Linked DNA regions of Homo sapiens: all the other regions are linked to region 2. The links are chromatin contacts, found by Hi-C or POLR2A ChIA-PET in ENCODE. All regions are on one chromosome and are shown on one strand. The core of a region is the stretch at or near the end of the contact, and the rest is flanking DNA. Distances in the headings are between cores, read along the strand shown. Region 1 overlaps TP63 (tumor protein p63). Region 2 overlaps TPRG1 (tumor protein p63 regulated 1). Region 3 overlaps TP63 (tumor protein p63).

Evidence for each region. A loop is a pair of places that touch in the nucleus more often than their neighbours do. ChIA-PET counts read pairs that join two places held with the same protein, here RNA polymerase II (POLR2A). Pooled maps may share reads with other maps.
Region 1: a map of PC-3 shows a loop between it and region 2 (9-fold over the local background). The contact joins two enhancer-like sites. A Hi-C loop is called at or near these places in 1 of 168 maps with a recorded cell type or tissue (PC-3) and 7 of 50 pooled maps. POLR2A ChIA-PET finds 5 or more read pairs at or near these places in 1 of 52 experiments (naive thymus-derived CD4-positive, alpha-beta T cell).
Region 3: a map of PC-3 shows a loop between it and region 2 (12-fold over the local background). The contact joins two enhancer-like sites. A Hi-C loop is called at or near these places in 2 of 168 maps with a recorded cell type or tissue (PC-3 and PC-9) and 2 of 50 pooled maps.

Annotation. Positions count from the first base shown.
Region 1 is chr3:189,713,348-189,716,905 of GRCh38, reverse strand. The region is part of intron 1 of TP63 (tumor protein p63); the gene reads right to left. Among named protein-coding and RNA genes, the nearest start is that of TP63, 84 kb to the right of the region's middle. Within about 2 kb of position 1,690, at least 2 of the 41 ENCODE cell types and tissues checked have a DNase peak (open chromatin) inside an H3K27ac peak, as active enhancers do.
Region 2 is chr3:189,323,581-189,327,232 of GRCh38, reverse strand. It overlaps TPRG1 (tumor protein p63 regulated 1), which reads right to left. Exons shown (of 6, transcript NM_198485.4): 6 at 1,929-3,652. Among named protein-coding and RNA genes, the nearest start is that of TPRG1-AS2, 85 kb to the right of the region's middle. RefSeq lists an enhancer at 1,968-3,167. Within about 2 kb of position 2,357, at least 6 of the 41 ENCODE cell types and tissues checked have a DNase peak (open chromatin) inside an H3K27ac peak, as active enhancers do.
Region 3 is chr3:189,755,016-189,758,265 of GRCh38, reverse strand. The region is part of intron 3 of TP63 (tumor protein p63); the gene reads right to left. Among named protein-coding and RNA genes, the nearest start is that of MIR944, 73 kb to the left of the region's middle. Within about 2 kb of position 1,470, at least 2 of the 41 ENCODE cell types and tissues checked have a DNase peak (open chromatin) inside an H3K27ac peak, as active enhancers do.

The DNA of each region.
Region 1 (3,558 bases), core at 441-2,940, 390 kb before region 2:
AATCACTTGAAGCTGAGAGGTGGAGGCTGCAATGAGCCGAGATTGCGCCACTGCACTACAGCCTGGGTGAGACAGAGCAAGACTCCATCTAAAAAAAAAAAAGATACTAAGAGATTCTGATAGCTCTTCCTAGGAGAAGAAAAGTGCTTATCATGAAGTAGATGAACTGAAAAAATTTCAGATAAGATAGACTAGTGCCAAAGGGGAAAAAGAATGCAACTGAGGAACTGTTTGTTTATTTTGGTTCCTTTAAAAATGTTGGGCTATAAAATTCAGAATATCATAAAATTCCGCAGTCCTTTCCGAGTAAGAACTATGGATTTCTTGCATCTCCACTGTGTTTACTGATGTGAAAGCTGAAAATTTCCTTTCCTAATGACACCATTCCAATGTTGGGACTGAGTGAGAAAGATGATTGGCAAATTCTCTCTCTTTAAAAGGGAAGGGATCATGGAAGTAGCATTTCCAGGGCTTTTTAAAATTAAATTCAGCACAGAAATTATGACATTCTTTCCACAAAGTCCAGTGACTAAGAATCTAAACAAATTTTATGGTGTAAAATCATTAAAACAAAATGGCCCTGAACAAATATGCTATCCCCTGGGGTTTGATCTCACTCAAGAGTAAATAAAAATATATTTTATAAAATTGGACATTATACATAAAAGGGAGGTATCTAATACAATTACAGATAAAGAATACAAAGGTCAGTAACGGATGCATTGAGCACTGATTAGGAACATGACTTTTAGAAATGTGGTTTTGCCACATTACAGATGTTTGACTTGAACCAAGTTGCTTAAACTTTCTAAGCCTCAGTTTCCTCATATGTGGAACAGGAATAAAAATATTTAATGTGCTATATCGCTGTATGAGTAAATGAGATGTATATAGTTTTTAGTATAGTACGTAGTGAGTACTGAATAAATGGTAGGTAATTGTTATCACTATCTAAGCTAAAGTGGTTGAAAGTGAAATCCACATCCCTCTGAGAATAATGAGCTAAGGGATGGGCACAGAAGAGCATGGTTCAGTTCCTGAAGCCTCAGTGCTCACGTAGACTTAGAATTATTTCTCAAACAATTTCATGGTCTCTTGATTTTTCTAACAAAAGAAAAACAAACAGACCAAATCAGTGCACAGAAATTTATACAGTGATAAATCTTTACTATTCCACAATAAGATTCATTGTGGTTTATGTACAGTATCCAAATTCTTCACATGGCTAGCTGCTCCAATTTTTAGCATCAGATTTACATACCATGGTGGCTATGTCCCAAACCACCAGAGAGACGGTTTCAGACTCACAACCCGTGACCTTATTAAGGGTATAGAGTAATTTACCATCAATGTCAGTTTGTAATTACAATCATCTTTTGCTGAAATGTATATACCTAATAGGTCTTAATGTTTATATCAAGGAATATTCCCTAGAATAGCAAAGGTAGCACATTCTTAGAGAGATCAAATCTGGATGTTATACCTTATCTTCTTCTAAGTGATCAGAACATACCCTCAATGCTTCCTGTTTTAGATTAAAAGATAACCACAGGAAAAAACAAATGCCGTAATTTCAAAACAAATGCTATAATCAGCCTTCTCACACAAAATCTTACACAGATATTTCCCTTCTGGCAGCTCTCTTGTGTGACTTTCCTACTCAGGGTGACTAAGAGGTCTAGAATCCTTCCATCTAGTGGCTTAGCAGTCCTCTAGGGCCTCAAAGATTTCTTCTGGGTCCTCTCTATTCAGCCTATGATAAAGAGAGGAGAGGAGAAGGGAGGAGAAAGGGAGGAAACGAGGGCAAGTGAAGGGTCAGATGGTAATTTTAGGGCCACATCTGGAAGCAGCATGAAGCACCCTGCCTGTATTGCACTAGTTAGAACCAAGTCACATGCCCATGCCTAACTTTAAGGGAGGTTGGAAAAATATAGCTAACTACGTGCAAGAGGAAAATAAAACAGTTTGCTGAACGTACAGTACTGTTTCTCTCCCAGTGCTTCTCTGGTTGTGTAGAATTTTTGAGTTCTTGGATTTTTGTTCTATTTTGCTTTTTAGACAGCACTTTAAAAAAAAGAGATGCTTTTTATATGAATGTGTACATGTATGTCTGTGTGTGTTTACGTTCAATGACTCTAACTCTGAGAAGCAAGCTGAATTAACTCTTTGTCATTTATGTATGCCCTTCTTCAATACTCCCTCCTGAGAAACCAGGCCTCTCATATTTGAGAGAATTTTGGAAAGATGTAAGGATAATCTCCAGCCAAGGAAAACCTATCAGAAACTGTGGTGTACATCAGTGAGAGATACAGTCTTGAAAAGGAGGCCTCTAAGTCACAACCAAGTCACTCAAACATTACTAGGATGGACAGAAAAGAAACTTCTCAAAATTTCCGCATAATTGGTGTACGAACATACACTTTAACAGACCTCTGTCAAAACAAGATTTGTTTTTCGGTACTTGTCCTTGGATATTGATATTTCTGTATTATTCTCGGTTATATTCTGTTCTTAGGCAATGAGCCTACACTATGTGATGGGATAATTTCTGGAGCGATTGCTAAAACCTCATCTCTTTGCATACGTCTCTTTAAACTTTCAGAACACCGGGAACATGATCACTTTCCCAAAAGTCATGGCAGAGAATAATAGAACTTGAAGGCAGAACTCTTAGAGGTTTAATAGTACCTTTCCCAAAGTCCACCTTATGAGGGTCCTGTGACGCTTTGCATCACACACACATACATACACATACACACAATTCCACTTACGGGGTGTCTTTAATTCATCTACAGATAATCATTTGGCACTGAGGATCTGTGAATACCACATATAAAATGAAGAGTTGGAAAATCCAACTTTGTCTAAATTGCTTTTAGGTTTCAGATGTGTTAAGGATCAACAGAAACTATTAAAACCGTACTTTGGAGAGAATGAAGACCAGGTTTTAATCACTCTTTCCATACTGAACAAAAAATTTTTCACTTGATCATATATTTTCTAATTAGTGATTTGTAAAGCCTCTCAGACTTAGAAATTGATTTGCTACTTATTTTATTATATTATTATGGACTTATTTATTGAAATAATATTCAATTATAAAAGTTATAAAAGCATCAATTATAAAATTTATAAAAGCATCAATTATAATTATGAAGAGGGATATAAAGTTATTCACAGAATATACACCTAATATAATGTTATAAGTTAAAAAGTTGGATTAGACTTGAACTTGTAATTTAATTGTTCAACTATGGTATATATAACACTTTTTTGAATTACTTTTGTTATTTTATGCAGGCTTCAGTCTCTAATCTTTTCAAAATTCAAAAATCAAATAAATTTGGGAGATGTGAAGCTTGACTTTCTGAAGTTAAAACTGGATCAGTTCATTGGAGATGAAGTACATTTGAGATTACCCCCTAAACGTTTGGAATAAGATGAACTCGTTTCAAATGAAAAGAACTCAGCTCAGGAAAATGAAGTATTTATCCAAAAACTCAAGGACCAGAGGATGGTATCAAAGGCTAGTTGTCTGTCAGCTCAAAACCAGATGCT
Region 2 (3,652 bases), core at 1,108-3,607:
AAGTAAGTGAACAAGTGTGATTCATGAGAGAGTAAAATAAATTCCAAAATAATTGTAAGGCTTTGCCAACTTATATCTATAGAGGAAGAACATGTATGGGCACTGATTCCAAGGTTATCAGATCAGAAGCATAATGTTGGAACATGAAGAATTTATTGATTAGAGTGGACCAGGCCAGGATTCTTGATCCAATGTATTTGGGACACTAAGAGTGGCTCTAATAGTTTGCTTTGTTAACTCAATTATCAACCTAAAGAAAGTATACATTAATGAACTTGAAATGCCAGAGGAAGGCTTCTAAAGGTTTGGGGAGCTCAGGATGCAAAAGTGGTTTTATTGTGTACAACCTTTTCACTTAGCCTCTATGTCCCCTAGGAAGTTCCAAAGACGCTTTCAACCCCAAGACCAGAAACACATTTCTGAAGGAAATCCTACTATTCTTGAATAGTTCCATGGTGGCCATTCTCTGCGGGCAAGCATGACAGTGGAAACTGCTGCCATTAAATTGAGATCCCTAAGTTCAATCAGGATGGGGGTTTCCTGGAGTGGCAGGTGCTGACTCAAGTCGGACTTCAAATCACTTCTGTTTCCACAGGTTAAATAAGACTTAAGTAGGCTGTCCATCTATTTTTGTTCTAGGGACGCCATGATCAACTAACTAATTCCAAAGAACTCCGTGGATCAAACCATCTGTTTACTGCTTTGGCTCTGCTGTCCATCACGATAATTATGCCCACCTTGTCCTCTAGACTGAAGACAGAAAAAAACTCATTTAAAAACACTGGTGGTTGCCAGATGCTAGAGAAGAGTAAATTTAACAGTGACTTAGGCAAAATTATATGGTAAAGTGTTAAACAAATAATTTAGAAAATAAATTTAAAAGTTAGAAAAGAAAACAGTAATTACTCAGAACTAACACAATTTCAGTAAAAGTAATCTATGCTAAAGTGGTCTCATTTGTGCTTTCAATGAATTTACCCAATCAGGAAAGGAGTTATATATTATATTATAGTATGAAGTTATTCATACATTTCATGTGAACAAACAGTGTGATAGAAGAAACCTGGATTTTATTAATAACAGTATAGTGGCAAATAAAGAACAACTCCATTCTAATTTGCACTGATTAATCTATATATGAACTGCCAAGACAAGTGTTGAATATAATATTTTAAAAGAAGTGTTTACCAAACAGAATAGTCTACAAAGAAGAGACAAGCTCGATAAGGACTCTGGATAATGCATCATATTTAAAAATGATTGTGCTCACTGGAGTTTTGTCTCTAAATACAAAAATAAAACTACTGTCACTACCTTTTAGGAGAGCACCTGCCTTTATAGAAAGTGTGAATATGTGAACTAGGAAATTAATTTATTTGGGATACCTTCAAAGGAATATCTAGCATCAAATCTATACATTTCCAAGGAGAGAGGTTTGGGTGCAATGTCCAGAAAAACCTTCTACTTGTTGCTGTTGCTCAGTAGTGGAATTAACTGCTTTAGAAAGCAAGGAGTTCTGGGCTCTTGGAATGTTCACACAGAAGCTGATTTTCCATCTGCTGTGCATGCTCTGGTTGAGGGCATTCCTGCAACCTCAACCAAAGGAGGCTAAACTACATGACCTTTAAGATCCTTTCTAATCTCAGATTCCGTGAAGAGTGCTCAGACAATATTAAAAAAGGAAAAGGAATTTCTGAGATGCATGGGGTAAGCATTATGGGCAGGACACGACAGACAAGTTGGTGGTTCAGAACACTTGATCTCAACGCATCCACAATATATCATGATCTGTCATATCTACCTTAAAAACGTAGGAGTTAATTAAACTGGGCTTGCAAATTCCATTTGGCTTCACTGAAAAGGGGACTGAGATATTTACTAAGAGCTTTTTAAAATCGAATATAAAATAGCACACGAGATACAAGGTCTAGGTTGAGAAGCAGTCTCATGACTTTATTCCTTATATTTCACATTGGCAGCAGGCCTGCAATGAAATATGGCTCATTTTTTTTGGTCTTGGGCTTTGAGGCTAAAGAGAGGGTTTAGCAGAGGATATCATAATTCCTTTTTGTGGATACAGAAGAACCCTAAGCAGTTGCCAAAATCAGGTAGAATAAGACAAGTATTGGTCCACTCTCAGTAACTCCAAGGCCTCAGAGTTTTTCCTTAGCTTCTGGGGAACTGGTATCTACAAGGAAATCAAGAGGCCTAGTCCCCTAACTGCTTTCGGAGCACGTTGTGGGAGGTGCAGACCAAAGGTGAGTTTACACATCAGTGACTAAAGTTTCCTGCCACTAAGCATAAGAAGTCACTCATGAGCAGCGTCCCTAAACCACAGCTACAGGATGTGGGCACAAGCCCTTGTATAATTGTTGGCCAAGAGCCAATGAGCATTCATCCCTGTGCAAATACCTTGGCTTTTTTATGTTGTTGTTAACCTTTGAAAACCACAGGCATTAGTCTCTCTCTTTCTTCCCCTTGGCACAAGTCATCTTCTTTTCTCCAACTTGGTCTCTTGTGTGTAAAGAATTTCTGAGGAGCTTTTAAGCCTAAATTTAATACCTTTGCCCTCCCCCTCTCCTGCCCCACAAAATGCCAGCAGAGGTGAAGCTGCCTTACAAAATATCTGCTGGCTCTGCCAGCTTCCGCAGCTTTGTTTGGGCTTTTTTTATCAGATAGGAAATCGGAGAGCTCTATAAGTGTCCTTAGCCTTTAAGAAAATGATGGCAATTTCTGGAAATTCTTCCCAAACGACTGTGCCCTATTGTTTTCTCATTTCAAAATTATCTCAACAACTACGATACATCAATTCAGATGGCATGTCTTTCCCATGGAATACAGATATTATATTGGAAAGAGCAGTGGGCTAGGGATAGAAATTGGAAAATGTAGTCTAATCTCAGTATTTCCAAAAGTTCACCATCTTCTTTTTGAGAAATGTCTTTCTAGTTTCTAGGCCTTTGCTTCATTTTCTGTGAAATAAAAGCACTGAATTGACATGGTTTTTCTGCCTTCTTATCCCCAGAACTCTACAAACTGGCTTCCTAAGAAGGTTTAAACAAAGGCTGAATAAAAAATGGACCTCAAGGCAAATGATTCAGAAGTGCCAACTTATAAGTGAGCTTCTCTTTTCTGCCTTAGATGACCTTAAGATGACCAAAGGTCAGGCCTCCAAACAGGCCCAATTGACCACCGAGGAGTGAGTCCTGGTGATTGTTTAAAAGTCCTCCTGTTGTGTTAAAACATCTATCTGCTTTGAACTTTCTCACCCTCAGAACTGCCTACGATGTATCAGAAGATAGTGAGGCATTTGTCAGTGGAGCTGTTCAAGCAGTTTCTGAAATAAAGCTTATCAGAGATTTTTCAAGTGGAAATTCCTGAATGAGATAAAGACCGAATAATGAAGACCTCCAACCATGACATTTTGGTTATGAAATGCTTTGTACTCTACTTAATGTATCTTGCGTCTACTCCTATTATCAATCAAACTCATCATGCCATTTGCTAAACTGTAGTGGTAAGTTCAAATGATAGTCTGATAAAAACTCCAAGTGTACACATAGGTCCCCTGGGTTGTGGCTCCCTGTTGAGCTTAAGGACAAAGATCCCAAGTAAGAACACCAAGTGTAAAATGAGAAAACCATAATCAGTA
Region 3 (3,250 bases), core at 221-2,720, 430 kb before region 2:
ACCCCACCTCCTGTCAGATCAGCGGGGGCATTAGATCCTCATAGGAGCACGAACCCTGTTGTGAACTGCTCACGTGAGGGATCTAAGTTGTGTGCTCCTTATGAGAATCTAACTAATACCTGATGATCTGAGGTAGAACAGTTTCATTCCCAAACCATACCTCCACCCACTCTCTGTGAAAAATTGTCTTCTACAAAACTGGTTCCTGGTGCCAAAAAGATTGAGGACCCCTGCTTGAGGTGTTCTCACTTTACTAGTCTGAATGTTCCTAGAAGGTCATATACTAGTTAAACTCTGCCATTTTGCCCCTTAGTACACATGCTTGAGCCCATTCACCCAACTCCTGAGGTCTTTTTGGGAAGCTGCTGATCACTAGTTTAAGGTTTTTTTTCTATCTATCGGGAGACTGCCTTTCCCTGGTGCTGGCTGCAACCACGAACAATTATTAATATTATTTGAGTGAAATAGTGTAACAACTGCCTGACCATCACCTTATGGTCATCTGAGATTGCTGGTGAGGGTTGGGGGTAGGGGGTGGAGCCCTCTCCTGTCCTGCTCATGTCTGACTAGCTACCTACAATAACACTAGTGTATCTTCAAATAATATCATATTTTTTGGAAAAACAAAAATACAAATCTGTGTAGATTTTTTTCTTGTCCTGCATCAGTAATTGCTCTATTTAGGATTAATAATTCACTGTTTCCAAATTTAACACAGTCTAAAGACTAACAGCAACAACCATTTCCACTGAGGACTGGCCACAGGCAGTGTGTTATGCTAACATGCCTTATCTCAGTTATCAGAACAGCTCTCCTATAGGATGTCACCAATATCAATCCTGATCCTTGTTTTGCAGATGAGAAAACTGAGGCTTAGAAACATTCTGTAATTCACCCAAGGTCACCCAAATACTGAATAACTGAGCTAGATTCAAACACAGGCAGCCATCTATCTCTGGAGCCTGACCTCTTCACACCACCTCTGATAATAGCTGGAAAAATGGGTCCAGAAATCCAGAAAGTTGGGTGTAGCCCTGGTTTTCTTAAAAATGCTTATCAGAAATGTTGGAGAAGTCACCACTGATGAACTTGGATCTTAATAGTTTTCTCATCTACTAAAGGTTGGACTAGAATTAGCAGGTCTAAAGTTCCTAAATATAACATTGTAGAATTTTTCACGTTTTACAGATTGAAACTATATATATATGTATGTATGCATATTTTGCCAAAGGAAAGGACAGATGACTAATAGCATGAGTATTACTTCAAACAAATCAGATTCTTTTTAGCCAGCATGATAGGATTTCCACCTGATCAGTTTTTAAGAGGATGCAAGGTCAGAATCAGCTCCTGTGTTTCTGCTGAAATCCCTTTCTGTTTATCTGCCCTCTTCAACTTTGTCATTCCTAATGCATACAGTCTGAGCACAGTGTCTTAAGTAACATTGCTGAGGTTACACCAAAGACAGGTGTTAAGGGAACTATTTCCCTGGGGCTATCATTTCCAACTCTCCCTCCTTAAAAAGAGAGGGAGGAGACAGAAGGAAAAGGGTTTCTTTTCAGATTAAACACAGCAACTGCAAACACCTTCCCCTAGGCAATAAATTCTCTGCCAGTGCATACTGCAGTTTACCCAAACACCAAAGCAAAAGGCAAACAGCCCCTTTTGTAAGGGAAGAACTGTCACCTGTCAAGTGATATTTGTGAATTTCTAGAGAATAGAAGAAAGAAAACTCTTTCCCTTATTTTATTAAGAAGGCTGTTTGTTCAGGGTTTGAAATGCATACTTGTGTTTAAGGTAAAGTCCCCGACTTGGCACTCTTTAACAAAGTGCTGCCTTCCCATTGGCTATACTGTACAAAGAACAGAACAGAGAAACAGTCTGCTCTTATGGGGACACCGGAATTCAGTCTAAACGGAGTGAATATTGAGCTACCCTATAAGCCACATAGGTAGCTACAAATCCACTTTCCAAAAATTAGAGGATTTTTGCTATGTGAAATATATTTTCTTACTTGTTTAATTAATATTTACAGAACTCATACCCAAAGCCTATTTGACACAAATTATGTTTAAATGATTATTTTAATAGTAGAAGCCAAAGGGATAAAAGCATTTGGGATACTAAAAGCAAGGGTTAAGAAGGAAAAGGGGAAAATATTATGTCCATTCCCATGTTCAAGATTAACCTTAGGTGAAAGTCTCGAAATAGACTTTGTCTAGCCCTCTTTTACCACCTCTTCACTCATATTATTTCCATCCCAGCTAGGTCTGCTCACCCCACTCCTGGATACTCCATTCTTCAAGATGTCTTACTCACCTCCAGCCAAAACTACTATCCCTTCCATAGACCACAATCAAAGGTATATCGAGAGACACTATTGCAATTTGGTGGCAGACATCTAGACAGGCCTTCAGTCACCTAAAAGTACTTGCATGTTTCAAAGAGGAGACTGTATCATCCAATTGATTTCAAGTCTATAATCAAATTGATTTCAGGCCACACTTTTGCACAGTTGGTGGGAATGTAAACTGATAACAAACATTAAAAAAACAAGATTCATGAAAAGAAGTTTGGTTAGACTCATGTTTATACAATTTTACCCAATAATTACACTTCTAAGCATATAGCACAAGAAAATATTTAAATATTTTTTTCTTAAAAACATGTGAGTAGACTAGCTAAATAAACCATGGTATATGTACACAATAAAATATAATACATAATGAGGAAATTTAAGTTTTGAAGATTAGTAAATAAAATGTTTGCTATAGAATGAAAGAAGTATATTATAACATTTAGTATGACATGATCACAAATGTTTTATTAAATCTTTTCTAGAAAAAAATTTAAAACCCCAAAAATGTTCATAGTTATTATCACTGGTTTGGGATTTATGTCTTTTTGATACTTCTAAAGTTATGTTGGTTGTATTGCTTTCATAATGTGAGAAATGTATAAATTGATATTTTATTATAAAAATAAATACATATTTACCTTCCTCACAGAGCTTTGAGGAAAAATGGTACAGAGAGACAACCAGCAAGAATGACAATTTATATTCGGCTGTATATTTATGCACCAGTAACTCTGAATGAAACTCACCAATAAAGGTATCACCACAATTCTCTGAGATCAATGAGAAACACTGTTTATCTATACAAATGAGGAAGAAGCAGCTCATAAAGATTGTAAAGGTCGCACCTAAATTAGTGCAGACAGAATTTCAACTCTAGTGTGTCTGAGTACA